Linked DNA regions of Mus musculus: region 2 is linked to region 1. A link is a loop called in an ENCODE intact Hi-C map of the cell type or tissue named here. Cell type or tissue: heart. All regions are shown on one strand. Links, peaks and the distances in the headings refer to the core of each region. The heading gives the core; the rest is flanking DNA. Region 1 overlaps Acad12 (acyl-Coenzyme A dehydrogenase family, member 12). Region 2 holds the start of Mapkapk5 (MAP kinase-activated protein kinase 5).

Region 1 (15,688 bases), core at 3,624-11,623:
AGGATTCCTGACTGTCACAGAAATAGTGTTAATCATGACGAGGCATCGGGCCTTGGATATGGAGACATGGAATGAACTCACATGGGCCTTGCTACTTCTCTCTCATTATGCCACCCACGCCTGCAGGTTTGTGTCCAGCCAGTGGGTCTGCCTTGGCACTGCTTTGTGTATATGCTGTGACTCTGACTACACCTTTCACTCCCCCTTTGTGCGCCACTGCTCAGGATAAGATTTGATCTCAGCAAGAGAAATGACTCAAGGTTAAGAGAACATTCTGCTATTGTAGGGATGCAAGTTCGGTTCCCAGCACCCATGTCAGGAGACACAGGACTGCCTATCACTCTAGGTCCCGACACTCCAATACCACACCTCTCACCTCCATGGGCCCTGCATTCACATTCATACACATATGTTATTTTCCTTGTTTGTTTGTTTGTTTTGAGACAGGGTTTTTCTGTGTATCCCTGGCTGTCCTGGAATCTGCTTTGTAGAACAAATTAGGCTTGAAATCACAGAGAGCCTCCTGCCTCTGCATGCCTGGTGTGCACCACTACAACCCAGATTTTGTTTTTTTGGTTTTGTTTGTTTGTTTGTTTCGTTTTGTTTTTTTGAGACAGCATCTCTCTGTGCAGCCCTAGCTGGCCTGAAATTCAACTCGTAGACCAGGCTAGCCTCAAACTCAGAGATCCACATGCTTCTGCCTCCCAAGTGCTGGGGTTAAAGATGGATAATACCACTTCTGGCCAAATTTTTATTGCATGAATATATATCTTTATATATACATATATATATATATATATATATAACGTACATTATATATGTGTATATATAAAATATATGTGTATGTATATCTGTCTGTCTGTCTGTCTACCTATCTATCTATAGATAGATAGATAGATAGATAGATAGATACACTTTAAAGGTAAGATTCAATGATTATTGCTCTCCTTTTCCCCTGACAGGAGAAAGCCAAGGCTGAGGGACTTTGGAACCTTTTCCTACCCTTGGAGACTGATCCTGAGAAAAAGTACGGAGCAGGGCTGACTAACGTGGAATATGCACATCTGTGTGAAGTGATGGGCATGTCTCTGTATGCTTCTGAGGTACAGTCTTCACAGTTCCCTCAGCCTGTGAGAACATGTCCCCCCCACCCCCAAACACACACACACATGGCCAGCAGAAACCACTGCATGTGGAAAGTCCATCTCAGGGCGCCACACAGCTGGAAACTCCTATGGGCAAGGCGGGCAAGTTTAGGCAGCTGACAAAAGCCTGTATAGAGAATTCATTCAGAGGGGCCACCTAGGGGTGTGGGCTGTGGGGGCTTCTAGTTCAGGGTCCTTAAACTCAGAGAGGGGGGTTTAAAACGAACTTCAATGTGTGTCTGGCCCTTCTGAGGGGAGAGGAAACGCTTTCATGAGTTGTCTGTCAGAGGGTCAGAGATGTGCCTCTTCTAAGAGGTCGGAGACATAGGGGACACAAATGATTTTCTTCTCCTCAGATATTTAATTGCTCTGTCCCTGATATGGGGACTATGGAGATCCTGGTGCGGTATGGCACTGAGGAGCAGAAGGCCCGCTGGCTGGTGCCACTGTTGGAGGGCAGGATCCATTCGTGCTTCGCCATGACTGATCGAAAGGTACCATGTTTGTTTCTTTGCCTTTGACTGGCCTGCAGCTGCTGTCTGCTCCTGTGTGATGTAGGTCCTTAGGATCTCTAACCAGCATGTGCTCTCCCTTGTCTAGGTGGCCTCCTCAGATGCCTCTAACATCGAGGCTTCCATCAAAGAGGAAGATAACTCCTATGTCATAAATGGTCACAAGTGGTGGACCTCAGGTACTTGGAGAGGAATATGTTGAGAAAAGGGAGGACCGAGCAGGCGAGAGAGAGAGAGAGAGAGAGAGAGAGAGAGAGAGAGAGAGAGAGAGAGAGAAAGAGAGAGAGAAGTGTGCTGTGTGCCTTGCCCTTTGGGCACGTGTTCCATCTCGATCTGTGTCCCCAGTCTCTCTCTCCATCACAGTGGATTCTGAACCACTCGCTCCATTTGCTCAGTGTCCCAGTCCGGCGTACGTGTTACACTTTTTCCCCAAGATTGATTGATTGATTGATTGATTGATTGATTGATTTAATGTATATGGGGTACATGGTAGCTGAACCGATGCTTGTGAGACTTCATATGGTTGTTGGGAGTTGTTTTTTTTTAGGACTTCTGCTCATGCCAGTCAACTCTGCTTGCTCAGTCCCTGCTTGCTCCTGCCTAAAGATTTATTTATTATACGTATATATTCTGTAGCTGTCTTCAGACACACCAGAAGAGGGCGTCAGATCTCATTACGGATGGGTGTGAGCCACCATGTGGTTGCTGGGAATTGAACTCAGGACCTTCAGAAGGGCAGTAGGTGCTCTTAACCACTGAGCCATCTCTCCAAACTACATGTTACACTCTATTCTCACAGAGGCCAGCCAGAGAAGCTTCCAGGCCTCCCAGAAAACACAACAATGGCCTGCTGGAAGCACAGAGCTCTCTTGGAGTCTGAAGCAGTTTTCTGAAGCACACACCAGAAGGGAAGCCTGAGAAGCAGTTCAGAGGTCTATGTGGTATTTCCAGGAGGGCCTCTGTCCTCAGTGTACAACCACCAGTGTCCACAAGAGGGCGCACTCTCCTCGGAGGCTTTTGTAGCCAGTTCTATCTTGGTTGCTCCCCTGGGGATGGATTTGTGAGCTGTTTTGTCTCTTCCATGGTGGACATCCTCCATGTGGCTCACTACCTCATGTGGAGCTCAGAATTCCAGAGGCACTGTGAACACCTGCTTTGGTATCTTGTTTCTGTTTTTTAAGTCTAACATGATAGTTTTCAAACTTGGTTTCTCATGGAGATGGACAGAGGTCCAGGCAGTTAAAGGCACTGGGTACTTTGGCAGAAGACTGGCAGCACTCACCCACAGTGCAGCTCACAACTATCTATGACTCTGGTTCCAGAAGATCTGACACCTTCTCCTGGCCTCTGTGAGCATTACACACATGTACAAACACTTAGACATGAAAGTTAAAACATTGCTCCTACCGTGACTGTGGTAGGTTCCCATCTCCCTGTGATAAGTTTTGTCTGGTCTGAAGGCCCCATGTGCATCTCTGACTCTGTGGATTGATCACCGTTCTGGGGCCTGTACTTGGCTCTCTGATCCTGTAGATCTATCAGGTCATAGGTTTGCTTTTCACAGGCCAGGGCTCCATGTGGTCAGAGGCTCCATAGTCCTGGAATCCACTGATAGGCTCTGTCCCTCTTCTTCCTGACAGGCATCCTGCATCCTCACTGCAAACTCTGTGTGTTTATGGGAAAAACAGACCCACAGGCCCCAAGGCACCAGCAACAATCTATGCTCTTGGTTCCCATGGACTCGCCAGGAATCACAGTCATCCGGCCTCTGTCAGTGTTTGGTTTGGAGGATCCTCCAGGTTAGATCTCCCGGAGTCAGTCTCCCTGAGTGTGGTTCTAATACCTGACAGCACTTTGGGGAGCCCTGGTTCTGTTCAGAATTTGCCACATGCCAAGGATCTGAAGGTATTGATGAGGCCCAGTCCAGACTTTCATTTCCTAAGGAGCATGGCTGCCCAGCAGACTGCCTGTAGGTGTTTCTGCTTGCCTTACCCTTCTGATCTCAGAAGATAAGCAGGAGTCTGTGAGAGGAGACAGGCGGGCAGAGGCACCAGGCCTGCATCCTCTTGGATTTGTCTTCTGTGGGCCAGGGCCCTGGGGGATTCCCTCACCTGTGTGAAGGGAGGGACCTCTCCACTGACAACGTTTACACCCACACTTCTGCCCATCTCCGGGTGACTGATGCACCATTTCTCATCTAAGGCTTTTGTCCTGCATCCTATTTTAGCCACAAGCCCAGTGAGATGGCTCAGTGGGTATGTCCACCAAGCCTGATTCCTTGGGACCCACATGGTAGAGAAAACTAGCTGGCTCTGCTGGTTGTCCTCTGAGCTCCTCGCGCATGCTTGGGCATATGCACACACACACACACACACACACACACACACAAAACACACACAACCAACACATAATACAAGTAAAAATAAATCAGTCAATAATTTGTGGCCAGTGACATGGCTCAGTAGATAAAAATGCTTGCTGCAAGCTGGGCACCCTGAGTTCTATCCTCAGGACCTACATGGTAGAAGAGACCTGACTCTTGAAAGTTCTCTTCAGATTTTCCCTAATGTAACATGCCTATATGCTGACATCATATACAAGTAGTGATGGCACATGCCTTTAATACCAGAACTTGGGAGGCAGATTTAGGTAGGTCTCTGAGTTCAACTACACAGAGAAACCCTGTCTCCAAAAAGAAAAAAAAGAAAGAAAAATAAAAGGGAGAAACAAACAAACAAGTAAACAAATAAAATAACTTGTTTTTACTGTAGACATCAACTCCCTTTCTATATTTCTCGGTCCACTGTCCCTCCTTAGCTGTGACCCAGTTAGAAGCCTAAGGCCAGTGCCTGTAGATAGCCCTAACCAAAGCAAGGTATACAGATATCCAAAGAAACTGCATATTGATGTTTCAGGTGGCTTTGCTGAAGTACAGTTCAAGGACGTGCGTGTGCCTAAGGAAAACATAATTCTGGGCCCTGGCAGAGCCTTTGAGATCGCTCAGGGCAGGCTGGGGCGTGCCCGGATTCATAACTCCATGAGGTTGATTGGGTATTCAGAGAGGGCCCTGGCACTCATGAAGACACGGGTAAGCCCCCCTGTACCCACATTGACTCAAACCCACTGTTGCTGGCTGAGGAATTCCAACCACTGGTCTCCTCTGAGAACAGAGCTCACAGGGCAGTGTCCATGCCTGGAATCTGCATCTCTGTTTTGCATGTACTTTACATGGCTTCAGCTGGCTTCCAGAGTGGGATGGGCACCTCTCTGTCTAGGTGGCCAGAAGCCAAGAGCAGGTTTTATGGTGGCTGAGGGCAAGGTTCTCAACCCCAGAGGATTGTGGCAGCCAGGAACCATTTGTTCCCAGCACATCTGAAGGTTAGATCATGCATGGCCTGTTTGTGCCCCTGGGGTCACAGCAACTGACCCTGTGCATAACAGCTTCCTTGGTCAATATGTCCAGGCATGGTATCTTATGCCTTTAATTCTAGCACTCGTGAGCTGAGGCAGGAGGATTGCTGAAACTTTCAGACTAGAGTATGACACTGTCTCAAATAGAAGTCATTGGCCATGAGCCCCTTAAAGGCTAGGGACTCTGCTACTACCATGGCAGCAGAGTGAGGATCTGCAGGAGGGTCAGTCAGGGGTGACCAAGCTGGTGTGGGTTCAAACTTCAGGAGTCTTCGCTCACAGTTTGTCTTAGGCTTCTATAAGCAGCACACAATTTGGTGGAAACTTATTCTGGTGATGAGTAAACCCTGCGTGTAAATCAAAGAATACAGGAAGCTCTCTGAGAAACCAGGGCCAGCCTGGTCTACAGAGTGAGTTCCAGGACAGCCAGGGCTACACAGAGGAACCCTGTCTTGAAAAAAACAAAAAACAACAACAAAAAAAAAAAAGCATAAAAAAAATTAACATAGGAAATTACTAGTTACATTTATCCTTGCTTCTCTTGTCAGAGCAGTAGCAACTAGAAAGCCTGAAAAGGTATCAATAGTCATATGTGCATATGTTATTTTTTTAAATCAGAAATATGAATATCCATTTGCAATAATTGATTAAGTATAAGTTAATTCCTCTAGAATTAACACCATTGTGTGGAACAGGTAGAAACTGAGGACATTGAGAACAAGTCTTTACAGTTTGATATGCAAATTTTCCAAAAATACCACATTATCTCACACCATTACTATTTTGATGATGTAAAGAAGGAGGTTAAGTGGCCAATCGTTCTTGTATAAGGCTTATACTTGTATAAGGCTTATAATCTGCCTGGGATATAAATCCGGGACAGCATCACCTCAAGAGGTCCTGTCCAGGCAATCTAGGAGGAGTTCCTTTTTTTTTTTTTTTTTTTTTTTTATTTTGGTTTTTCGAGACAGGGTTTCTCTGTGTAGCCCTGGCTGTCCTGGAACTCACTCTGTAGACCAGGCTGGCCTCGAACTCAGAAATCCGCCTGCCTCTGCCTCCTGAGTGCTTAGATCAAAGGTGTGAAAGGTGTGCGCCACCAGACCCGGCTGCAATAACCAATTTAATTGCTCTTCAAAACAAGGAACAGGCAGGTTTTTAAGACTTTAAAAAAAAAAAAAAACCTTCATGTTTTTATCCTACAATTCCTTTTTAACACCACAACAGCGTCATAATAGGATGTTAAAACTTTACTTGGGCCAGGTGTGGTGGTGCACCAAAAAACAAAACAAAAACAAAAAAAAAACCAAACGTTACTTGGAGATGAATAAAGATGATTCTACATTAATATTCTCTTTTGTCAAAGAATTGCTGTGGGCACATTGAGTAACAATAACTAGAATATGCAGCTAATATTTGATTACCATTGATTATAATTGATAACAATTGATTACAGAAGCTTCCTCTACTTTCTGCAAAGGCTTTTGTTTTTCACCAGTGAATTTGCATTTCCCTTAATAACATCCAACAAAGGCTTAAGTCCTCTTGTGGTGAGCTTTAGGTGAGGTCTTAGCAGGTCTCCTGGAAGCTTTTGAAAATTATTTGAAGTAAGCAAATGCTATCATCAGGTAGGTGGTGGGATACTGGGTATTTTTTCCTGTATTTTGAATTAAAGTTGACAGTCACTCACAAGATATATTATTTTTGTAAAATTAATATCCTAGAGATAGATAAATAAAACACGAATGCTTTTGACTCTTGTTGCCCTTGGAACTCCAGACTGTGAGGCTTGCAGTCACCAGCAGGTGGCGATGTGCACCTTGGTGGAGTTCCCTCAGTCCTTCCTTCCTGCCTCCCTGGGAGCGGTCTTGGCCAGAAGCTGTGTCTGGCTGTCTCTCCTATTTTCAAGTCCAAGGCTTCATTAAAGGGGTGGAAGAAGAACTGGGCTGTCCTGGAACTAACTTGCTTTGTAAATCAGCCTGGCCTCAAACTCACAGAGATTCCCCCTGCCTCTGCCTCTGCCTCTGCCTCTCAAGCACTAGGATGAAAGGTATGTGCCACAACTGCCTGGCTCTGTTTTCTTGAAAGGCACGATCTAACTATGAATCTCTTTCTTACACACACACACATAGACACACACACAAACACACAGCATAGACCTCATAGAGGTCCACCTTTGGGATTAAGCATCTGTGCTGCCACGCCCACCTTCATGCAGTTTGTATAGCAACAAAGGAGAAAGTCATAGAACACTTTGAGTTGTGTTGATGGTGCTTCAAGCAAACGAGGCAGAGACATCTCTGCTGCAGACCCTCTGGGTCCCTTTGTCTGTGTGGAACGAGTCTCTGGGGCAGGTGAGCAAGGCGTCGGTGGGTGACAGACAGACCAACACAGGAGATTGTGTAGAATCTGAATGTATTCTCACAAAGTGAACAGCAATCTTATATAGTACAGAAAATACAAGGGGTCAGACGTCACAGCAGGCAAGGTACATTGAAGTTACCTGACACAAAACAAAGGAATGACTTCAAAAGGATTTACAGGAGCCAGGTAAATGTTTACAGTAAAGATAAAGCAGTCCTGCCTAGGGTCAGCTTAGTGACAGGCAAGGATTTCACACTCTAGTGCTATACCTTTGAACCTTGTGAAGGCAAGCACCAGGGGCTCTTGGCAGGCCTCATGAATAATGCAGTATCACAACCCCCCTATTTCCTAGGCCTTGCTAAATTCTTTTTTGTTGTTTTTGTTTGTTTGTTTGTTTGTTTGTTTTTTGAGACAGGGTTTCTCTGTGTAGCCCTGGCTGTCCTGGAACTCACTCTGTAGACCAGGCTGGCCTCGAACTCAGAAATCCACCTGCCTCTGCCTCCCGAGTGCAGGGATTAAAGGCGTGTGCCACCACGCCCGGCTGCTAAATTCTTATATGAGTGTAACTTTTAAGTAACTGGAGAATCCATTTGTCAGGAGAATTCACCAACTTGCTTCTAATATGCAATGCAGCCCGTACTGAAGATTTCTATCTCGGTGGGATTCCCTGGCTCTTTCATGGTATTCCCTTGTTTGGGTGAGATTTGCTACTGTCCTTAGTAAATCCTCTGCAGACCAGCTCTGAGCTACTGGCTCCATCTTTTGTAATGCTTAATTAGTTACTGAATAGATAACTTCTTTTTGCATTCTGGCCGGGCCGGAATCCAAGTTAGTCGGCTTCTGGGAACTTGGAACACTGGGGAGACTTAACTATATCAGAATTTAATCTTAAAAGGCATTTATAATAAAATACTAAAAAAGAGCTCATAGTTCCATACACCAGACTAACACGGGGATAGGGTATGAGTATATGGGTAAATGAGAACGCCAAAGCTCCAGGAGGTGAGTTTCCTTGAAACTCTTTTCCTCGTGAGTGCTTACAGACTTCTCAGCCTGTCAAGCAGACTTGACCGGAGTGCGTGGGACATCTCTGCTGTCTGTCTCTGGCACTGTCTGATAACCTTCTCAGCTCTTGGGTTGGTGGAAGGTAGCGATCTTCACATTCCAGACGGATTTCCCTCGGTCACAAGGTTTGCTGTCATGACAGAAGTGGGCAATAAATGGTTACTGAGGTCCTGTGAGTGACAGCCCAAGATTCAAGGCTCTGAGCCTGTACCATTCCCAGCTCTCCAGAATCACTGTAGCTGTAATCAGCCATCAGCCTCTGCAGGACATTCTCTATTGGTGTGTCATCTGTAGTGAGCACTGCATTGCCTACCTCAGACCCTCAACCCCAGTTAGCTGTCTGTCAGACAGGCGGTTCCCACATCTGCTCTCTCTTGTCCTGTGTACCTGGCTCCTCTGCAGTCATCTACTCTGAGCCTCCCGGGGCCTCTCTAGGCCTCCCTTCTCAGCCCTGTCCCTCTGGTGTCTGTAGGTGATGTCCCGCACGGCCTTCGGGAAGCCCCTTGTGGAGCAGGGCACCATCCTGGCAGACATTGCCCGGTCACGTGTGGAGATCGAGCAGGCCCGGCTGCTGGTGCTGAAAGCTGCTCACCTCATGGATGTGGCTGGAAATAAGGTGGGAGGCTTCAGAGATGACAGGGGTCACCCCGAGGTGACACTGGAATCTACCTGTCTCTCCTTGTTTGGCAAACTGTGGGAAGGCTCAGCCAGCTCTTGGACAATGATGACTGCTACTGTTCTGTTTGAACTCTAGAGGGTCAGTCATCTATTGCAAACCAGAAAAGGCCCCAGGAGAGAGGTGAACTTCCACCATGTGGTCAGCCCTGGACCATGCTGGTGCATGGAGGTAGATGAAGGAGGAGAGCTGGGAGAAAGGACCCCCGCAGACCTGGTCCAAATACAGCATTAGCCTACACAGGAGCCTGTTCCCATAGCAACATTACCCATTTCCTATGGTGGGTGGCCATGATGCATGTGGCTTGCTGTGCTATCCGGCCTCTTATGCAGGGGTCCTAGACCCAGGCAAGAGCTGCCCTACCAGGTAGTGGAGCCAGGTATTCTGTCCCGGGTTCTTTGATGCCCTTGTTGCTGGCGGCCTGAGGATGCCCAGGTCTAGCTTTGGTCCAGTTGCCCGCAGCACTGTATCCAGCATCCACCCCGACAGTCAGTTTGGCTTTCTGTTGTCCTCCTAGCTCCTCATCCTGTTTTTCTTTCCTCTGCCTTCTCTGCAGGCTGCAGCTTTAGAGATGGCCATGATTAAAATGGTCGTCCCTTCCATGGCCAATCAAGTAATTGACCGCGCTATTCAGGTGAGCAGCCCTGGACTGGCCTCCCGCTGTGCCTGCTACCTTCTTTTCCAAACTGAGCTAGTCCCCTCCCCCTCAAGCTCCCCAGCTCCCACCCCAGCCCTCCCGGAACAGTATGTCCCTTGTTCAGTGCATTCTACTTGCAAGTAGTGAGACAGCTGTTGTCAGCTGTTTTGAGCATGCATTCACTCTTAGAACTCCGGCTTTCTTCTGTTTTCCACCCCATGTCTTCCAGGCCTTTGGAGCAGCGGGCCTCAGCAGTGACTACCCCCTGGCTCAGTTCTTTGGCTGGGCCCAAACCCTGCGCTTAGGTGATGACCAGCTGAAGGTGGCTAAGATGGAACTGAAGAATCAGTCCAGGCTGCAGGAGCCAGCAGCACGCAGAGTGTAGATGCTGAGTTTGGCATGGCCTGCAATGTGTGGTCCTCACATCCTATCCAGCAGCTCAGTCTGCGACAGTCACTGTGACCTGAGCCTCCTGGGGTCTCTTCAAGAAGATGTTTCTGGAGAGACTGAGCTCAAGCTTTAGGCGTGGAGGAAGGGGATTTGGGTGCCTGGGTAGCTGTTCTTGAGTTCTTCAGATTTGACCTGTGACCCCCGCCCCTTCCTCTGGGCTGTAGGAATCTGGGCACCTTGGACTCTGATGTCTCCAGAGGCCATTAGGCTCCTCCTTTGTGCTTCTAGGAAAGCAGGGGGCGTGGTGCACAGCAAATGCCCCTGGGATGAAGCCACTGTGTGACCACTGATGTGCCCACGTCACAGAATACTGATTCAGATGCTCTGTGGTAAAAGGGCCTTTCGGGACACAAAGAATCTGTCTACTTCCTATGTCACATGAGGGACATGGGTGATAAAGATACCCACTGCCCCACCTATGTCACATGGAGGACATGGGTGATAAAGTTTCCCACTGCTCCATGACTCAGGCATCTATGGCTTTCCCAGTGCTGGCCTTATATACTGGGGTCCTGCGGGACATGGGTGCTGTGGCTATGATAATCCCACAGGTCTCCTTCACACCTCAGCAGCAGTTCAGAAACGTCCCCAAAGGAGCCATGTCATCTGAGGAAGACCCCCATTCACTGTCAGGATCTGCCATCTGCCTTATTGGTTGTGTTGGGGCATGGAGGGTGACAGGCAAGGTGCCGCTGAGATTTGAAGAGTAATGTGCCCTCCCTCGGGATGGGGGGATGGTCCCCTAGGCAAGGTCTGACTTCTCAGAGAAGCATGGGCACCACAATCCTAGAAAACGATGAAGTTACAGCTGGGAGGAGTCAACCTTAAGGTGCAGCCACAGTCCTGGTCAGGTCAGCTAGTCTGACAGACACCATCACATGCTATACTGTAGACTTACCTCAGGGGACCTGCCTTTTCCTAATTATCCCGCTGCTGCAGCCTGGGCCATGGATTGCAGAGTGCACAGTGGCCACAGGCTGCTAAGTAGGTTTCTCTGGTGTGCTGGTCCCCCCACCCCCATGGGCTGGGGACACAGGTGCCACCACACTTGCAGGAAGATCCACGAAGGCCCCCAGCCCTCAATGGCAGCATAGCCCCTGCATACTGGCAAATTCCAGCAACCCGAGCCCCACCTCTGTTTCAGGCCTGAGAGAAAAACAAGGGTTTATAAAAAAGGAAGTTGTTATCACATCACATGTCATGTGGCCCTAAGAATGTCTCAGACCAGCTATTTCAAGGCTGAGTGCAAGCACCCAGTCTTAACCACTGAGCCATCCGTCTAACTCCCAGTTTGGATGTAAAAGACCCTCCCTGGGCTGGGGAGGAGGCTAGGCAGGGAAAGTGTTTACTGCCCCAAGGGTCAGCTCCTGAGATTGTGATCCAGAACCCGAGTGGGAAAGCTGGGTGTGTGTGCCATGTACTTGTGATCAATGGGAGAGCCATCAGAGGAGGGTCCTGGTGGCTCTCTGACCAGCCAGCCTTGCCTGCTTAGTTAGTTCTAGGTCCTATCTCAACCATCGGTGTGGTCACCTCCTGAAGAATTATACCTAAGGTTATTCTCTGGCCTCTATACACACGTGAACAGAGACACTCACACTCGTATTCGCACACACGTACACACTCATGCTTGCTGTACTGTCTGGTGTGTCAACTTGACACGAGCTGGAGTTATCACAGAGAAAGGAGCTCCAGGTGAGGAAATGCCTCCATGAGATCCAGCTGTAAGACATTTTCTCAATTAGTGATCAAGCAGGGAGAGCCCATTTTGGGTGGCACCATCCCTGGACTGGTAGTCCTGGGTTCTATAAGAAGGAAAACTGAGCAAGCCAGGGGAAGCAGGCCAGTAACATCCTTCCATGGCCCCTGCATCAGCTCCTGCTTCCTGACCTGTTTTAGTTCCAGTCCTGACTTCCTTGGTGATGAACAGCAATGTGGAAGTGTAAGCCGAATAAACCCTTACTTCCCCAACTTGCTTCTTGATCATGATGTTTTGTGCAGGAATGAAAACCCTGACTAAGACACTTGTGCACGTGCACACACATGTGCACACACACGACTCCTTCACTTTTCACACTTGGGGTTGGTTTGAATTGAGAATGTAATGAGCTCGGGACGTGGGTGCACAGACATCCAGTGTTGATATTTCTCAAGGACACTGGGGATGCCAACAAATGCAAGAAAGAGCAGAAGGGACACAGGGGTGCCCGCCACCTGCCTCAGTTTCCAGGGAATAGTTAGGTACATAATGTTCCCGCACCGAAGTCTGCTTTCTGAGTACAGAGAGCCCTGCTGTGCTTCATTTAGCTGTGAGCATGCTGCCTGAGAGGCGCACTTCTCTGTTGAACTGGAGATGCTGATAACACAGTAGCTGTAACAATAAAAGTGACCCTGGCTGGGCAAAACTGCACTTGCTGGCTCTGGGAAGCTGTCCGGAGTTTCCTGCTTCCCGTTCTCAGTTCCTCCTGCATTTATCAGGAGAATTGATCTGAGGAACCTCTTAGAAAAGTTTACCATCCATTCAAGGTAAAGTTCCCCCAACATCCATGGACTCCCAGTGGAGTCTCCCACAAGAATAGATGTGTGTGTGAGAGAGAGAGAAGAGAGAGAGAGAGAGAGAGAGAGAGAAGAGAGAGAGAGAGAGAACACCATGGCTTCAGAAGATACAAGGGAAGGATCTGATGATCACCCCTGGCTTCTTCAGATCCGACCATCCTGTGTCCATCAGGAACTGTCCTGGTACCCAGTGGGGAAGGACACGTGACTTTGAGCAACCTGCACTATCTTCTTCTTCCCTGTGCTTCTCTTGGCACGCAACAGGATGGATTCCCATAGGGCGGTGGCACTGTCCGACACTGGGGTCCCATCCTACCCAGTCTTTTTACTGACTTTTGATAAGTAGGATTTACAGCACGGCAGTGACAATAGATAAGCTGTGTTCTGTGGTAGGGGTGTGGAAGTAATTTGTTTGTTTGAAATAGAGTCTCCTGTAGCCCAGACTAGCCTAGAACTCTTTATGTAGCTCAGGTTGACCTTCAACTCCTGATCCTCCTGACTCCACTTCCTGAATGCTGATGTTACAGGGCAGGTACCACGAGAAAGTAGACTTTCTTAAAAGTCTTTTTTTGTTTGTTTTAGGTTTTTTTTTTTTTAATTTTATGTATATGAGTGCACTGCCGTTGTCTTCAGGCACACCAGAAGAGGGCATCAGATGGTTCTGAGCCACCATGTAGTTGCTGAAAATTGAACTGGGGACCCCTGGAAAAGCAGTCGGTGCTCTTAACAGCTGAGCCATCTCTTCAGCCCGAAAGTAGACTTTCAACACATTCTTGATTTGTGATACTTCCAACCTGAGAAGAGTTAAAGGCCACACCCAATCATAAATGGAGGAGGAGCCTGTATATAGCACTATCAGTATTTAATTAGGAAATGTCCCATGACTTAGTGGCTCTACAAACCGGGGCATTATTTGTAGTCCCCCAAGATTGGAAGCCACCTAAATGTCACCCATAGAAAATTCTTTAAATGGTAATGGGCCTGTAGTCAATGAGACAGCAAGTAGCCCTTTTACAAACAGTGAATGGGGACACCTTCCTGCAGGAAATGGGTGTGGAGATTCACGATCCACATTTGGCAAGGCAAAATGGTTTACTTCTGCACAAGGGCGAATTGCCACGCAGAACAAGCAAACACACCCAGAGGGCCCCTGCAGGTGAAACTTTTGAAGGGATATATATATATACATATATATATGTATGTATGTATATATTGATGGCTAGCCGGAACTCATATGTAGACCACCAGGCTGGCCTCGAGCTTTCTAGAGATTTGCTTGCTTCTACTTCCTGAATGCTAGGGCTGGAGAAATGGCTCAGAGGTTAAGAGCACTGACTGCTTTTCAAAAGGTCCTGAGTTCAAATCTCAGCAACCACATGGTGGCTCACAACCATCAGTAATGAGATCTGACATCCTCTGTGTGTCTGAAGAAAGCTACAGTGTTCTTAGATATATAATAAATAAATCTTTAGACTGAAGCCAGCGGGGCCGACCTGAGCAAGCAAGCAGAAGTCCTGAATTCAAATTCCCAGCAACCACATGATCGCTCACAACCATCAGTACAGCTACAGTGTACTCATAAACATAAAATAAATACTTCCTGAATGCTGAGATTAAAGACCCAGACCCATTTTTCTGCTGTTTTTCTTTTTTAATTCTGAAAACAAAGGGGTCCTGTGTGTCTCTCTGAGCCAAGCTTTCATTCTGACCTGATTGACTAATACAGAGCTGCACAGTCTCCAGGGAGATATGAAATTCGAGCATATCTTTTGGATTTCTGTATGTGCAGACCCCCGGGGGGAATCTGGAAGTCTGCTCAGTGGCTCCTTTTTAATTTCTCCCAACAGCGTTCTCAGTTTCCCAGATTCCTTTGCACCTACGGTGGGTCATGTGACCAGCCTGTGAGGTCCTTAAATGCTTTTTTCCTCATGTTTTGTGCTAACGGTGCGGAGTCCGGAACAACTTCAGCTGTCCGGTGCTAAAATGAGAGGCACACGAGGAAACGCGCCCAGACACCTTGTCTGGTCACTGGCTATTACAGCGCGGGTGACAATATCCTTCGAGTCACCAAAGCAGGGCGATGCTCATACACAGCAGTCTCCTCCTTCTGGGTGCTTCAGAAACAGGCTGGGCCTCAGCTTCCAAGGGCTCCACCCAGTTTGGGGCTCCTGGGTTTCAAAACACTTCTCTTTGCACTACCCAGAAGCCCCTGCCAAGATTCTCACCATCTCCTTAGCCTAGTGATGCGTTCACCTGGTTGAAAGGCACACAAGTGACCAGGCGTCCACGTCTCTTTCTAGCCAATGACGTCCTGCACCTCAAGTGCCCAGTCCCAGGCTGTTCATGGAATAACCGCATTCATGAATTCTCTTCGCCGCCATATCTGCACAGATGTGAGCCTTAGGCGCCAGCCACCCTGCTAGGAGCGCACACCACTCTGGCTAGGCTTTCTCAGGGTTCTGCAAACTCCATCTCTGACTTGGCTTTGGGAGCCAGGGGTCGCGCCCCTTAGGCCGTGAGGGGCTGGGACTCCCTGACCACGCCCCCGTGTCTCCGCCTCCCATTGGCGGCTGCAGGGGGCGGAGGCGAGGACTTGTTCTTCAACGCTGCAGTCGCCCTCCGATCGGCAAGGCTTCTCTCGGCTCCGTTCGGCTCGGCTCGCCCATTTCAGTTCAGTTCGGGTCAGTTAAGCTCCGCTCAGTTCAGCATGCTGCGCGCCGCACTCACCACTGTCCGCCGCGGACCGCGCCTGAGCCGCCTGTTGTCCGCCGCCGCCACCAGCGCGGTGCCAGCCCCCAACCATCAGCCTGAGGTCTTCTGCAACCAGGTGAGACTCACTTCGCCTCCTCGGGCCCTAGGGCGGGACGGAGCGGGCGAC
Region 2 (15,688 bases), core at 4,676-12,675, 54 kb after region 1:
AAACCCTAACTAAGACACATAGTATATGCCATTTGTATTTGAGTGGTTCCGTCATAGGGGCATATGTATTTACAATGTATACATTTTCTTGATTATTTTTGTAAACAAAGTTTCATGTATCCCAGGTTGGTCTCAAACCATGTAGCCAAGGATGGCCTTGGTTTTCTGATCCTCCTTTTAAAGCCAAATTGCTGGGGTTGCAGATGTGCATCACATCTCGTTTTCCTGAATCTGAGGATTGACTCCTAGGCAGGCACTGTGCCAACCGTGGCATACTGGGACTTGTAGTGAGTTTCTCACTTTTGTGTGTTTTCCTGAGAGTGGTTGATGATCTGTCTCTTGCTAGTGTGGAGCTCCTTGGCTGTCCCTTGAAGGGTGTTTATAGGAGTGACCTAGCAGAATTCCCTTAGCTTCTGCTCACCTATGAAATCCGTTATTTCTCTTTTGGTTCTGAAGGATAATTTTTGCAAGGTATAGTAGGTTTTTTAAGGACTCTTAATATGTATGAGTGTATATATGATGTAAGTGCTGGGTACCTGACCTGGGTCCTCTGCAGGAGCAGCCAATGCTCCATCCTGGGGCATGGTAATTTTGTTGACAAGTCGTCTTTGCCAGTCCTCTGGTTTGTGTTTTTTGCTGAGAAACTGGCTGCAAGGCAGGCAGCTCTTTGCTGTGGGGACCACCCCAATGCTTTAGGGCCCTCACTATGCTGTAATTTTGTTACTTTCTATGAATCATAATATGAATTACTCTTGGGGGGGCTTGAGACAGGGTTTCTCTGTGTAGCCCTGGCTGTCCTGCCTCTGCCTCCCAGGTGCTGGGATTAAAGGCGTGCACCGGACACATTTTTTTTGATCTTTTAAATTTTTTATGTGATTTGGTGTATTGCCTGCATGTATGTCTGTGTGAGGGTGTTAGATCCCCTGGAATTGGAGTTATACACTTCCTAAAATGGCCCAGGCTCTTTTGTTTCTGAATACTTGAGTAATCCTGGTGCCCAGGCTTTGAGTTTTTTGGGGGATGTCTCAGAGGGTCCCTGGTTGGTTGACACAGAAGCAGCACTCTTCTTGGAGAAAGCTATGTTCTCCCTTTTTCTGTCACTTGGAGATCCAGGGGAAGGCTATTTTGGAGCGACCCCTTTGAGGGGAATCTATTTGGCTTTGAAAAGTATTGATGGAGGCTGTTATCTTAGCTTGCGAGTTGGAAGAGGCCTTTGGGGTTTGTTGAAAGTAGTCAGTAGAGGTGGATACCCCTGACATGCCTGTTCCAGGGCAGGAGAGACAGGAGTTGGATAACTGGGTCATGAGAGGCAAGGTACTGATTGGGCAGAGGTCACTGGAGGGGAAACTGGTTACTCATGAGAATCTGATTGTCAGGGTATTATTGGAAGGCTATCAGGATTGAGCCTTTGTATTTCAAGGGGTTATCAGATTGATAGGTCCAGTCAGGCTGGACAGCAAGGACCACTTTGTCTGCTACTGGACTGATGGCTGAATTTTGTTCATTGTCACCACAATCCGCATGGGCTTGAGCCTATGGCCAGATACTTTCCTTTTAAAATGGGATCGGGGTCGAGGTGAGGATATTGTAACTATTTCCCCAGTTAAGTGATAAACCTTGGTGAGGAATTCTTTTCTATATTTTGTAGGGTTTTTGGAAAGAGATCTCCATGTTGTTTGGATCTGGCCCCTGTCCACAAGGCAGAACAGGATGTGTGCTTTTATAGGATTCTTCCGCTTACAACCTCTCTGGGTAAACGTGTGGGCTGGGGAGGATGTTGTCTGTGAGGGGTGGAGGGAGGAAGAAACCTGTGGGAGTCTGAGACAGAGAAGTCAGGGAGAGGCAGTCAGGCAGTCGGTGACAGGGAGGTGGGTTAGGGGTATACTGGGTGAGGTAGGTGGAGTTGGGGTGTGTTTGGGTGTCAGTAAATTGGACAAGATGAGGGTTCATAAGTGGGGTCAGAGAAAGTGGAAGAGGACTGGGCAGTTCAGGGGGTTGGAAGAGGGAATCCGAGGAGAAGAGGTTGATACTGTTGTAGCTTGTCAAAAGACCCTCACCCACAAAGACCATAGAGACCGCCATCGTTGCAAAAATGCATGAAGATTTTGCTTATCCAACATGTTGGGGAACCCCCTCTCAGTATGCATGCTGGAGGAGAGACCCAGAACAAAGAAAGAACACACTTTGTATACCTTTGTAAGGGCTGGATATAGGCACCAGGGTAGTTTGGCTTATTTTAATTGGTGTAGCCAATAACCTTTTTAGACATTGGTTGATTTGTATAGGGTGACTCTCATTTTGTCTGTCCTTGAGGTTTTTAGTGTGAGGCATGGTAGGGGAATTGTTAATCTTGTTTTGGAAGCTCAGTAATTTTGACCATTAAAACTATGTTTCTGCCGGGCAGTGGTGACGCACGCCTTTAATCCCAGCACTTGGGAGGCAGAGGCAGGCAAATTTCTGAGTTCGAGGCCAGTCTGGTCTAGAGTGAGTTCCAGGACAGCCAGGGCTACACAGAGAAACCCTGTCTTGACCAAAACAAAACAAAACAAAACAACAAACTATGTTTCTATATTTGTTTAGTCAGCCAGCTTTTTATCTGACTCTGTACTTGTCCTGCTAGTACAATTTCGAAAGTCCTTTTGAAGGGGGAAGGTACTGGGTAATCTTGAATTTATTTTGGATATTACAATACAAGGAACATTTTGGGCAGAAAGGATGTCCTCAGAGGTAAAGCAAGCTGGTACACAGGAACTTCAGGCCATTTATCATGCTGTCTCCTAAAGCTGTCCAAGTCTATGAGAACTTGAAAATCAAGAGTATCACGTTCAGGCCATGTGTTTTCATTGTCCAGTTTGTACTGGGCCCAGACGTCAGTTGGCAGGTGTACCAAAGGTCTGCTAGACCTAATGCCTTGAGGTTTGTTTTAAGGCAAACCAAAGGTGTGTCTTTATATATAAGCATGCATGGAATGGATATAGTGGACTCCGTTTGGGGGCAAGATAATTGTGGGAGTCGATCTGGTTACAAGTCATCACTGAAAATATAAAAAAAATATACCCCTGAAAGAAAATATTCCCAGAGAAACTAACTAGGCACTGGCAGGCTTTTATTAAATCCACAGAAGGCACAGAGAGTGACCCCAGAGAGAGTCACAGAAGGCAGCATTATTAGGGGTGAGATAGGGGTAAGCTTAAGGTTAGCTGGTCAGACCCTGATTGATAACTTAGTTAGGGTTTCCATTGCTATGAAGAGACACCATGACCAAGACAACTCTTACACAAGCAAACATTTCATTGGGGCTGCCTTACAGGTTCAGAGGTTTAGTCCATTATCATCATGGCAGGAAGCATGGTGGCAGACATGGTGGTGGAGAAGGAGTTGAAATTTCTACATCTTGATCCAAAGGCATCCAGGAGAAGACTGACTTCCAGGCAGCTAGGAAGAGGGTTTCAAAGCCTACCCCCACAGTGACACACTTCCTCCAACAAGGCCACACCTCCTGATAGTGCCACACCCTGAGCCAAGCCTAATCAAACCATCACAACTACAAGGAGGGACATTTCCAAATAATGTCGAGAGATATAATCCCACAAAGTTGTGTGGAAGACAGTAGGTTTTGTGTTTCCTAGAGGGTTGTCTATCTGAGGAATTGAGGCCTGTTACCATGTTGTAGGCACCCCAGTCAGCAGACTGAGAGAAGATGGTGTCACTGATGTTAAGCTATGTCATTCCTGTCTTTTCAGTCAGAAGAAATAGGGGCAGTTTTCTCTGGCTATTTCCCATGGACCTTGAATGTAGCAGAGGGCAGGGGAGGCTTAGGAATAACAAGCTCCTTTGGTTATGAAGAACACCCCACCCGCGTCACCTTGTGGTTGGTGAAGGCCTGCATGTGCTCCTGTAGTTAGAGAGACAGAGAAAAGCCTGACCCGGAGGCCAGGAACAAACTTATGACAGCAGCAGAGCCTATTTGTGGCAGGAGCCAGGGAAGTTTCAGGAAGATGGCTAGCTATAGAGCTATACAAGAGTCTTTCTTGCCTCTCCTTTAGCTTTAACTCTAGTTTGACTGATCATGATAGAAGCAGCATTCTTCCTGTAGAATGAGGCAGAGGCCACCCTTTTCTGTCATGATGAGATCCAGGCCTCTAAGGGAGTCCTGGATTCAGACAAGATTTGTGGGGAGTCAGGAAGTCACTTTGCTTTAGAGAGTCAGGAAGATCTTCTGACAACACTCTGAAATAGAATAGTGAGGTAGACAAGCTACCCATACTCTAGTCTACTCCTATAGTCATCCTCAGAACATTGAGAAGAGTGATCATCTGGATAACCCAATGATATTGGATAAACTGTGTAGAGGGGAGACAGGTATCAGTCCGTTGGAACCGTCTGGGTGGATGTGACCAAGGGTACAGGTACCTGTCCAGTTGGTGGGCAAGTGTTATGTCCAGTTTGCGAGACCCCCTAAGAGACCACCAGGGACCACAACTCCGATGTAAGCACATGAGAGTCTTTGAGTTTAGACTCCGGTCACAACCCTCCCTGTGAACAGGGAAAATGACACTCAGTTCTAGGAGCTTAGGGTTTATATAGGGAAAATTTGCAAGCTGGGGCTTTCAAGCCTTTGCCTTACATGATTGGGTAAATGGGTAAAAGAATGTTAACCTTCAAACTGATAGTGTTTATTGAAACAACAAGGAGAGACCACACATCTGAAGAGGGGGCATCTTGATCTGGGAATGATTAGTTCATTGTGTTATCGGGATCAGTTTTTCCTCTTGTTGTAAGCTGTTACGTCTATTTTTGACTGCTGGGAAAACTTGGTGGTCTCTTTCCCAGAGCCCAAGGGTGGGGGCCACATCATTCCAAGGACAGAAGACAGCAGCTTTCCCCAAGGTTTCCCCAAGGACGGCAGCTTAAAATAGACTTTAGAGAAAAAAAGATGGAATCTTTCTTGCTACCTTTTGCCTCTTCATAAGCAGGAGATAAGTTGACAGTCCACAAAGAAAAAGGAATGGAGGAGAGTGGGGAGAGGAAAGCATTTACTTTCTGTTTGCTTTTTCTCCAGCTGAGGGCTGGGAAGGCAATTCCCATACTGAGGGAGAGGGACTGAGACTGGATACATCCTGTGCTAGTACAGTGGGAAGGGGAAGAGGATAGCTGGGGGTCAGGGCAGGGGGCCGTTGGGAGAAATGTAGTTGTTCAAGAGCAGTTAAAAAGATGAGGTTTCCGCTGGGCACTGGTGCTCCACACCTTTAATCCCAGCACTCATTAGGCAGAGGCAGGCAGATCTCTGAGTGTGATGCCAGCTTGGTCTACAGCCGAAACTGCACCATGTCAGAAGCCATCTAGGAAAGGCTATGACACACAAGTGAGTTTTCTGGAGGTGGCCCACCATTGTGCATGGCGACAGAGGGTGTGCTCCGAGAGGCAAGGTCCCCAGAGACTTCATCCCAGGATTGCTTCTCGCTGCTGATCTGCTTTTCCCGCCACTATTACATAACTTAATGATTTCCTGGGTATTTATCTACTCTGTTGGGCAGATTTCCTACTGAATCAATATGCTGTTTAAAGGAGTTGATGATTTCATAATTCCTGATAATGATTTTGTAGAACTCCTAAATGGACATAAATAGTCTCAAGCCCCCCTATAGAATAAAAGCCATAAATAGAGGTCTGTATACCTTCTTGTGTCATGAGCTAACAGAACTAGGAAAAGAAAACAGGCTTGGAACAAATTTATGATCAAGGAAAACATTCTTTCTAGGTTAGGAATGAGGTCACTATCTGGTAATGAAAGCTCCCAGACAGGGATTGGGCAAAGTACTGTAGGTGCAAGGACAGTAAAAAAAAGAATGGACTGGTCGGTCTATCTATACGAGACTTCAAAATAATAAGACACAAGACAGATGATTTGTCTCTTGACAAAACTGTGCTAACTTGTGACATAAAAACTATTGTCTTAAACTTGTAATGAACTTGTGGAGCTAAAAAAATAAATAAGGAACGTTCAGTTAGGCACTAGTCTAAATGGAAAGACGTGTAAACAATTCTACCGTAACTCCCTAAACCTTATCGACCCATGACATGAACTATTGCCTTAAACTTACTATGAACTTATGGAATGTAAAAATGCTTAGAAAACCATGTGACCAATTATAAAAACTAAGAACCACAAAGTGGTGGTGTAAACCTTTTGTGCTTCCTCCACTGTGTTTGTGTGCCTGAGTTTTTCTTTTTTTCCTCTCTGGTTCACAAAGCATTAAGGAACTCAGAGCCTCTCACCTGGCCAGCTGAGAGGTCCCTGAGTCAAAGACTAAAGAGCCTGAAATAACTAAGTTTCTTTTCTTAATCCCCTGCTACTATCAGCAGGAATTAGCTGCCAGAAGCCAGTTTTTGGCCCAGAATAGCAAGAGAGTTAAATTGCCAGAAGCCATTAGCCTCTAGCCCCAAAGCAGTAAGAGAGAGTTAATGGCCTGAGGTCACCATTCTCTGGATCACCTATCTGTGCCTTACCTTAGTACTTGACTGTTGGGTCTGGTCCCCTCAACACAGAGAAACCCTGTTTTGGAAAAACAACAACAGAAGAGGCTTCTGGGGTGTTCTCAGAGCAGGGCCTGTGAGTAGAACGCCTTTATGTGAAGAAAAGAAAAGCCAAGGCTTTGATAGTAGAGGGCCCTGTGACATGAACTGGGGAGTAGACGGGGAGTGTCTACTATTACCGGGAGGACAGTCCTGTTGACAAGGTTAATTCAGTGGTGATGAGGGTATGTAATTTTAACCATGGCTGGAACGAGAGGGCAGGGGCAGGGAGTCTACGGAGGCTGCCTTGGCAGAGATGGCTGAAGAGCAGTTGCCTGACTGTAGCTGGCATGGAAGAAGTCAGACCAGGCTATCATCCTATAGGAGTGGACAGGTGCCGGTTGCCCTCCAAGGGCAGTCCACTCCCCAGTGTCCTGGCTGTTTGCAACGCAGGCAAAGTCCTGCCAGGATCTTGAAGAGTGGATGTTATATGAGCTGGTGTGGCAGAAGGACTCTGTTCTAGGGGTTAGCGGCAATCCTGAGAGACAGGGACTGTAGCAAGGAACAGTCTTCAAACATTTCCACATGCCCATAGACCCCATGTAAAGGGTCAAAGTCATCTCTTTCCTCTTCCTCTTCCACCAGAAGAGTCTGCCTCTTGCTAATAAATACAATCCCATCTTTTGAAGGTCAGGCTTCTCTCTCTTTCCCACTTCCTGTCCCTTTGAACTACCTCAGAATTTCTAAAAAAAAAAAAAAGATTTATTTAATTTTGTTTTTGAGTACACTGTCACTGTCTTCAGACACACCAGAACCTCATCAGATCTCATGACAGATGGTTGTGAGCCATTATGTGGTTGCTGGGAATTGAACTCAGGACCTCTGGAAGCGCAGATGGTGCTCTTGACCGCTGAGTCATCTCTCATCTATCTTTCACAGCACAGAAACTCAGAAAGGGAATCCAGGCTCCATTAGTGACCTGAACCCTCCCACAAACATACCTCCCTTGCTAATATGTGGTGCAGTGGGGAGACAGTTAGCCTATAGCTGCTGGCAAAGGGTAACTGTGAGAGCTGTAGTCATGGGAGCATCAGAGCTCTGTAGTACAGCCCAAACCAGCCCAAACAGCAGTACCTGCAAGGACCCTCATGAACTTCCCTTGATCTCCTCAGCTTGCTGGTCCTATGCCCTAGGGTGGCCTGTAAGGGCCACATCTCTTTGAGGCGTCTCTCTAATTTTTCAGTCTTGCTCTGACACAGTCTGAACCTAACAGGAGGCCAACTCTCCATTCAACCGGATCATGTATCTAACACAGCCAAAGCATTCGGACAAGGTAACCTGAGGGACCTAACTCCAAGGCAACCTGGTTACATCTTTGAGACTAGCTCAAAGGCTCCAGTGGCTTTCCACTGGCAGTGGGATCATTTGCTGGTGTTCTGGGAACTCTTCATTGGCCAGTGTAGTGGCTATTCGTGGTTGTCAGCGTGAATGAACTGCAATTCAGAACTGGAGGGCTCACCTGTGATCCTGATCTTGAGGCTGGGAGATACAAGTTTCTGACCTGGACCTTGCCATGGAGATCTTGAGGCATAGTGGCTATGAAACCCAGGAGACTAAGGCAAGGTCTCTGAGTTCACGGTCATCTGGGACAAAGCAAGCCCCAGATCCAGGTGTGGTGGTACACAACTTTAGTCTGGGCCACCCCTTCTACTGGAGACCTGCATAAGATATTGGAAGAAGGAGGATTCTCTCTCGCTCTCTTTCTTCTTCATCTGCTTGCCTTGTGGGACTAAGCACCTGCTAGATCCTTGGACTTCCATTCACAGCTGCTGCTGACCATTGTTGGGGGTTGGACTGCAGACTGTAAGTCATCAACAAATTCCCTTACTATATAGAGACTGCCCCTAAGTTCTGTGACTCTAGAGAACCCTGACTGATACAGCCTGCTTGACTTGGTTGACAGAAAGCTCTAGGAACTTTTCCTGTACTTTTTCCCGTACCTTGACCCCTGGGAATGTGCGAGACTGGGGTTGCTCACTCTCCTTTTTTTTTTTTTTTAACTTATTTATTTATTTTATGTATACGAGTACACTGTAGCTATCTTCAGACACACCAGAAGAGGGCATCAGATCCCATTACAGATGGTTGTGAGCCATGATGTGGTTGCTGGGAATTGAACTCAGGACCTCTGCAAGAGCAGTCAGTGCTCTTAACCTCTGAGCTATCTCTCCAGCCCCTCACTCTCCTTTTGAAGCATGTTTATTGTGAGCAAGAATGTAGACACAGGTAGTTGGTATAGCAAGGTATGTTGTATTAGGCTGCTCACCTGTATGACATATTAGCAAAAGGTCAGGTGCAGTCTCTAATAGTGGCCTCTGATTCAAGGGTCAGGATCCTGGGGAAGACTGTCCAGCTGCAGGGCCGATGAAGGTCTCTCCAGATGTGCAGAGCATTGCTCTTGTCTCTGTTTAGGTACTGTCCAGTGGAGGCCATGGGGTTCTAGGGCTGTGTCTGGTTATCTTGGGTCACTGGGTTCTGGTTATCAGGTGCAGCACTGGGTGTAGTGGAGTTCCTAACTAAGCTATTTTTTTCAGGTTTACCGGCTTTTTTTTTTTTTAAATATGCTCATTACATTTGGTTAATCGAAAATCTGAGGGATACCCCTGGGTGACTCAATTTAACCCATGTTTTTACCTTGGTTGCACGCCTGCCATGGGTTCCAAACTGTCCATTCCAAAGGACATACCATTAGCCTGGCTGAAGGCTAATCTAAAAGAGCTCTCTATGGGGAGACCTCAAGACACTAACTTGCTCAGCTCTTGGTCCCAATCTAGCCTCCATGCACATTGGACAAAGGCTACTGCTGGCCAAAACTTGGAAGTTTTGATTTTAATATCTAAATTGATTTAGATAACTTCATAAAACGAAATGGGAAGTGGCCTGAGGCCTCTCCCCCCATATTTCTGCATTCTTAACACCCTTACTATATAGGCTCCTCGAAGCCAGCTTTTTCCTCTGGTAGAGGAGTCCAACTTCCAGGAGGAGGACTGTGCCCCCTGCTGTGCGCACCAGTAATCACAGTCCTGACTGTTAAGAGGTCAGGCTCCCATCTCTCTTTTGCTCCCTGTCTGTTCCTTTGAACTGCCTCAGAAATCTAACAGAAAGGACGTGTACTAAACTCCTTTGTGTATACTTTGTGTACTCGTCTCTTATGACTCTCTCAGGGATACGCTTCCATTTAAGTAATCGTTAATAAAACCTTCAGAGCCGGGCGGTGGTGACACACGCCTTTAATCCCAGCATTTGGGAGGCAGAGGCAGGCAGATTTCCGAGTTCGAGGCCAGCCTGGTCTACAGAGTGAGCTCCGGGACAGCCAGGGTTACACAGAGAAACCCTGTCTCGAAAAATCAATTAATCAATCAATCAATCAATCAATCAACCAAACCTTCAATTCTGCTTCATAAACTGGCTAGTCCTAAAACCGTCCGCATGGAAGCCAAGAACTCGTTTGTCCCTCCTTCCCGCTTCTAGCATCCTCGGGATGCTGAGATGGCTGCAGCAGGCAGCAACATCTCCGACCCCGCTAAGCTGACAGGACGAGCACGATCCGGTTGGTTCCCACACAGCCAGATTTCTGTATGTCCCACGTTACCATCCCACTTCCCAGCCAACTCCTTGGCTGCATCCACAGGTTTCGCTCAAAACACAAGACACTCAGCAGCGGGCTCCCGCGCATGCGCCCTCCCTGCATTCCGCTTCTCTTTCGGCAGGCCAGGCCTCGCGCCGTCTTACGTCATTCACCCAGCGCCACGTCAGTGGAAGGCCCGGGGGCCTGTGCTGCGTGCGGCGCGCCCCGGGGACGACCCGGCTGGCGCCTGCACATCCACCGCGCGGCTCGGGAAAGCCTCAGAAAGGCCGGCGGATGCCGGCGAGAGGCGCGCGGGGCTGGGTGGTCGCAGAGCCCCGCGGCAGCATGGCTGGCGTGAAGCTGCAGAGGGTGAGGCGCGGGCGGGCGGCCGGCGGGCTGCCCGGCGCAGGCGTCCCGGCGATGTGTGGCGCTGGAGCGGCAGTGGGAGCGGCGGCGGCGGCGGCGGCGGCGGCGGCGGCAGCGGCGGCGGGCTCGGCTTCGGCTTCGCTACGGTGCTGGTGCCGGCGGCGGCGGGGAAGGCGGAGGCGGCGGCGCAGGCTTCTCCTCAGGAGCTGGCGAACCCAGGCCTAAGCGGCGGCCCCGCCAAAGCCCCGCACGGCGCTCCAGGCCGGGCCCCTCCCCGCCTCGCCCTGCCCCGGGAGCCTGCCTCCCCGGCCGGGGATGAGGCCGGGAAGCGGCTGCGCGGGGCCCAGCACAAAGGCTTGTCCCCAGGGGCCGCCGCCGCTGCCGCCGCCACCGCCGCCACCAGCTTAGAGCCGCCTGCGGAAGCCGAGCCGGCACCCGGACCTTCATCCCCTCCGCTCCCTAGGGGCGGGCGCTGCCCGTCTCCCCGAGCTCCGAGCCCTTTGCTTCCTCGGCTGCCAGGGGACGGGACAGCCGCGCAGCCTCCGCCGCTTCGGGCTGTGGGAGCCCAGCGGAGCATGTCGGAGGACAGCGACATGGAGAAAGCCATCAAGGTAAGCGGGAGATGCAACCCGTACCCTGCTTTGTCGACAACCGCGATTCCGCTCATCGTGGGCCTTGGGAAATAGAGAGAATTTGAATGGGAGGTAGAGGTTCTAGTTCCTAGCATCTAGTAAGTTCGGTTTTCGGCCTCCCGGGGAAGGGGACCGCATTTGAAGGCCCAGAGTGTTGGCTTGTGTAGGGTGGTGTCTCCGATTCCCTCTAGCCTCCTTGGTTGATGCAATTTGTGCTCAGCTAGAACGAAGTTGAGTAGTGTGGAGATACTTCATATGAGTGGGATATAAGAGGGCTTCTTAGGACTCTCATGTTTCCATCACCTCCAACTGTGTCCATTTGCATCTTGGTGACCCACTGCGACACTTGGCAGTGGCTCTGACCCCTCCTGATGGCTCTGAACCAAGCCTGTTTGAGACCTTCAACTTCAGGAGTTGCTTTACCTTTGCCCAAAACCTGCCCTTTGGCTTTTCCCTTCTCTGTGCGTTCATTTCCTTCTGTTCTCTTGTCTACTCTCAAGAATCAAGAGTTTATTTCTGAAGAGTTTAAAGCGCCCCGTATTCTAAAACGACCCCAAATGGGACTGGGAATATAGCCAGCTGGTAGAGTACTCACCATGCATGAACCCTTGGGTTTGATCCCTTGCACTGCATGAAACTGGCACGGGGAGGGGTCACCCCCCCCCCCACACACACACACGCGGGAGGATCAGTAGTTGAGGATCCCAGCCAATGCTGTGATTTAATATCTGGCTCAGAAGAGGAGCCTCAGTCCAAGCCTGGTGACCAGAGTAAGATCCTTAGACCCACATGGCTGGAGAGCACCAACTCTGGCAAGTTGCCCTCTCATCTTTGGAGACACACATTAAAAAAAAAATGAAATAAAAAGTTCAAGGTTGTCTTTGGCCACAAAGAGTAAAGAGGCCATCATGAAACTACAAACTCTTTTCTGTTTTTTGTTTTGTTTTGTTTTGTTTTTTTCGAGGCAGGGTTTCTCTGTGTAGCCCTGGCTGTCCTGGAACTCATTTTCTGTTTGAGGCTGGCCTCAAATTCAAAGATCCACCTGCCTCTGCCTCCCTGAGTGCTGGGATTAAAGGTGTTTGCCGCCGCCACCACCACCTACTAAAGTAGAGTTTGTTTAGAGTATTTTAAAATTTAAAGTGACAGCTTTGTTTTGTGTCAACATTCTTCATGTTTTTCTGTGTATTTGACAATTTCATACATTTAGTCTTCATTGATTTTGTTTCACCATTGAGAATATGTATATTTGCTGGGTTATGGTGGCATGTGCTTGAGGCCAGGAGTTCAAGGTTAGCCTAAGCAACACAGTGAGTTGCCATAACAAAAACAGATCAACAAAACAAAAAAGAAATGGAATGTCCTTAGTTTTGACTCAGTATCAATATTGTTCTTTTAGTCTTTAAATGTATTATACATTTTAAGTGTCTGTGTGTTTGTGTGTATATGAGTGCATGTACACACATGGAAATTGGTTCTCCTTCCATTATGTGAGTTCCAAGGATCCAACTCAGCTTGGCTACTGAATCCTTTTTGGGCATACTGAATCCTTTAAAAAAAAAAAGAAAAAAAAAAAAAAAAAAGAAACAAAAAACCGGAACTTTTTCTGGGGAGGGCTGGAGAGATGGCTCAGTGATTAAGAGGATGTATTGCTTTTGTAGAGGGCTCCAGTTTGGTTCTTAGAGGTCACACTAGGTGGCTCACAGTCACAGTAGTCTATAACTCTAGCTCTAAGGGATCTGACACCTTCTTCTGCCTCCATAGCGCACACGTAATTAAAATCAAATAGGTAAGACAAGGGGAAACACACCATTAAGCTAAGCTCTTAGGAAGCAGAGGCCTGGAACTCTGTGAATTCAAGGCCAGCTTGGTCTACAAGGAGAGTTACAAGCCAGCCTGGACTACATAGTGATACTTGTCTCAAAAAAACAAAACAGAATCCATCATATCTTTGCAAAGCCTATCAATTTGTATCCAGTGCTCAGAGATAATTGCTACTTATTCAAACCACCATCACCACATAAGATGGTAAGTTGGGTTTTATATATTTAATAATTTTTGTTAAAAAATTGGACACTTGGTAACATAGTAACTCTGGACTTTCACTCTTCCCGGTATTTGTAGCTGCCTAGAATTAAAGGGAAGTTTATTTTCCTTGTGCATGCTAATGTCAGATCAGGGCTGTTGTTCTTGGCCTCTGAGTAAGTTAGCTTCTGATGTGGGCTGAGACTATCCAGTGATTTGAACTCCTGAGGCTTTTACCCCCTGCCATTCAACCCCTGTGGTTCTGGAGTCCTTTCTGAATGGAGTTGACTTGCAAAGTCACTTCTGGCCTTAGATTTTCCCTGGCTTCTCATTCTCTCCAGTCCATTTATCAGTTTTGTGGAGAGCTCACTTTGGCCTTATTCTATGGCTCTGTGTAGCAGTTTGCCCTCTAAACCCATATAGTCTGCATTCCTGGCCAGGACTCTTCTCTGAGCTCAGCACAGCTGCCCCTTCTCTCACACATTTACCTGGTCTCACCTGCCCTGCCCCCCTTTTCTTCCCTGCCCCCTAGAGCACCAGCATTGTTACCTTTCACACAAGCTCTGGGAGTTTAAAGCTCCCTGTATTCTAAAACGACCCCAAACAACCCCACTAACTGTTTTGGGGGGGTTGGATGGAGGATGGAAGCTGGAGGAGCCAGGCTGTGTGCTGGCTTTTGACCTCACTTCTAGTGGGTATAAAAAACAGACAGTTCTCAGTTTGTTTATACTGTTTGACAATTGACACTGTCTCACTGTGTAGCTCTGCCTGGTCTGGGACCCATGTAGATTCGGTTGCCTTGAATTCAGAGAAGTCTGCCTGCCTCTGCCTCTTGTGTGCTGGAAGGAGAGCAGAGAACCCTCATGGCTGACAGTCTTGTTGTTTTTTGACATTTTTGTCTAGCTTTAAATATATTTATGGAAAGCAGTTGCCTGCCTTTCACACTATGACTATGAGAATTCCCTGTTTTGTTATTGAGCCCCAGAGAATGTTGATGGCTTACCCAGGTAAAGATGAGTGGAGAATGAATACTTGATCCACTTCATCCTGGACGTTGGGTTTGTTTGTTTGTTTTTAAATTTATTTATTTATTATATTTAAGTACACTGTAGCTGTCTTCAGACACCCTAGAAGAGAACATCAGATCTCATTACATCTCACTACAGATGGTTGTGAGCCACCATGTGGTTGCTGGGATTTGAACTCAGGACCTTTGGAAGAGCAGTCAGTGCTCTTAACCTTTGAGCCATCACTCCAGCCCCCATTGGGTTGTTTTTAATTTAAACATTCTCAGGTGGTTGTAGTGGGTTGTTACCGAGGACACGTGGTCTAGAATGGGTCTAAAAATGCCATTCTTCCTTCTGTGAAAGCAAGTGTCTGAACCCCAATCTCTAATGTGGATGGAATACTCTCTGCTGTCAAGTAGACTATCATTTTTTTAAAGATTTATTTATTTATTTTATATGTGTGAGTACATTGTAGCTGTACAGATAGTTGTGAGCCTTCATGTGCTTGTTGGGAATTGAAGTTTTAGGGCCTTTGCTCGCTCCGGTCAGTCCACTCGCTCAGTCCCTGCTCGATCCGGCCCAAAGATTTATTATTTATTATACATAAGTACACAGTAGCTGTCTTCAGATGCACCAGAAGAGGGAGTCAAATCTCATTACCGGTGATTGTGAGCCACCATGTGGTTGCTCTGATTTGAAATCAGGACCATGGAAAGAGCAGTCAGTGCTCTTACCTGCTGAGCAATCTTGCCAGCCCAAACTATCATTCTTAGCTTGGTAAAAGATTAGGCCTGAGAGTTCACTCTCCTCCTGTCTTAGGGTTTCATTGCTGTGAAGGGATACCATGACTACGGCAACTCTTAAAAGGACAACATTTAGTTGGGGCTGGCTTACAGGTTCTGAGGTTCAGTCCATTATCATCATGGCCGGAAGTAAGGTAGCGTCCAGGCAGGCATAGTGCTGGAGGATGTGAGAGTTCTACATCTTAATCCAAAGGAAACCAGGAGCAGACTGTTACCAAGCAGCTAGGAGGAGGGTTTCAAAGCCAACCCCTACAGTGACAGTTCCCCTAAAAAGGCCATATCTCCTAATAGTGCCACTCCCCGGGCCAAGCACCACACTCTCCCATCCATACACATTGAACAGTTTGAAGGATGTAAGCTTCTACAGATAACTGACACAGTTTCTGGACTCTCAGAAATTACACTCGATTGTCGTTTGTAGTGAAGACATGTTCTGCCACTTGTTTAAAGTCCTAATGTCTGTCCCATACACTGTCTATAAAGCATCATTTGTCTACTTAAATAGACCACTCAGGCGGGTAACTTATCCAGTTTCCCTTTATTCTCGAACCTATGTTATTGGGAGGTAGTGGTTGGGAGGCAATGGCAGTCGTGTAGACAAGTGTACGATTATAAAGCCTGCAGACTGCCTTAGGAGGGAAGGTACTGACCCATGGCTGTCCTGCCTCTGCCTAATAATCTAGCTTAACAGTACAGTTATCTCTGCCCCTCCTA

What was found. A loop is a pair of places that touch in the nucleus more often than their neighbours do. Peaks named below come from ENCODE experiments on the same cell type or tissue, not always from the same donor. Only the 100,000 strongest peaks of a DNase experiment are listed, where the experiment ranks them.
Region 2: it touches region 1 in a loop (4-fold over the local background); 19 of 42 quality-filtered maps call a loop at or near these places.

Annotation. Positions count from the first base shown.
Region 1 is chr5:121,593,311-121,608,998 of GRCm38, reverse strand. Acad12 (acyl-Coenzyme A dehydrogenase family, member 12) reads left to right here. Exons shown (of 11, transcript NM_178799.3): 4 at 963-1,103; 5 at 1,502-1,639; 6 at 1,746-1,836; 7 at 3,298-3,456; 8 at 4,573-4,745; 9 at 8,967-9,110; 10 at 9,727-9,804; 11 at 10,037-10,718. The coding sequence ends at 10,192. It overlaps Aldh2 (aldehyde dehydrogenase 2, mitochondrial), which reads left to right and starts at 15,175. Exons shown (of 13, transcript NM_009656.4): 1 at 15,175-15,637. The coding sequence starts at 15,518. In heart, for the core only: a CTCF peak has its summit at 6,863 (motif pointing right); DNase peaks (open chromatin) are centred at 6,908, 7,278, 9,588 and 9,988; H3K27ac peaks cover 354 bases.
Region 2 is chr5:121,540,598-121,556,285 of GRCm38, reverse strand. Mapkapk5 (MAP kinase-activated protein kinase 5) reads left to right here and starts at 10,394. Exons shown (of 14, transcript NM_010765.2): 1 at 10,394-11,121. The coding sequence starts at 11,086. In heart, for the core only: a CTCF peak has its summit at 9,584 (motif pointing left); DNase peaks (open chromatin) are centred at 9,595, 10,285 and 10,955; H3K4me3 peaks cover 2,717 bases; H3K27ac peaks cover 2,414 bases.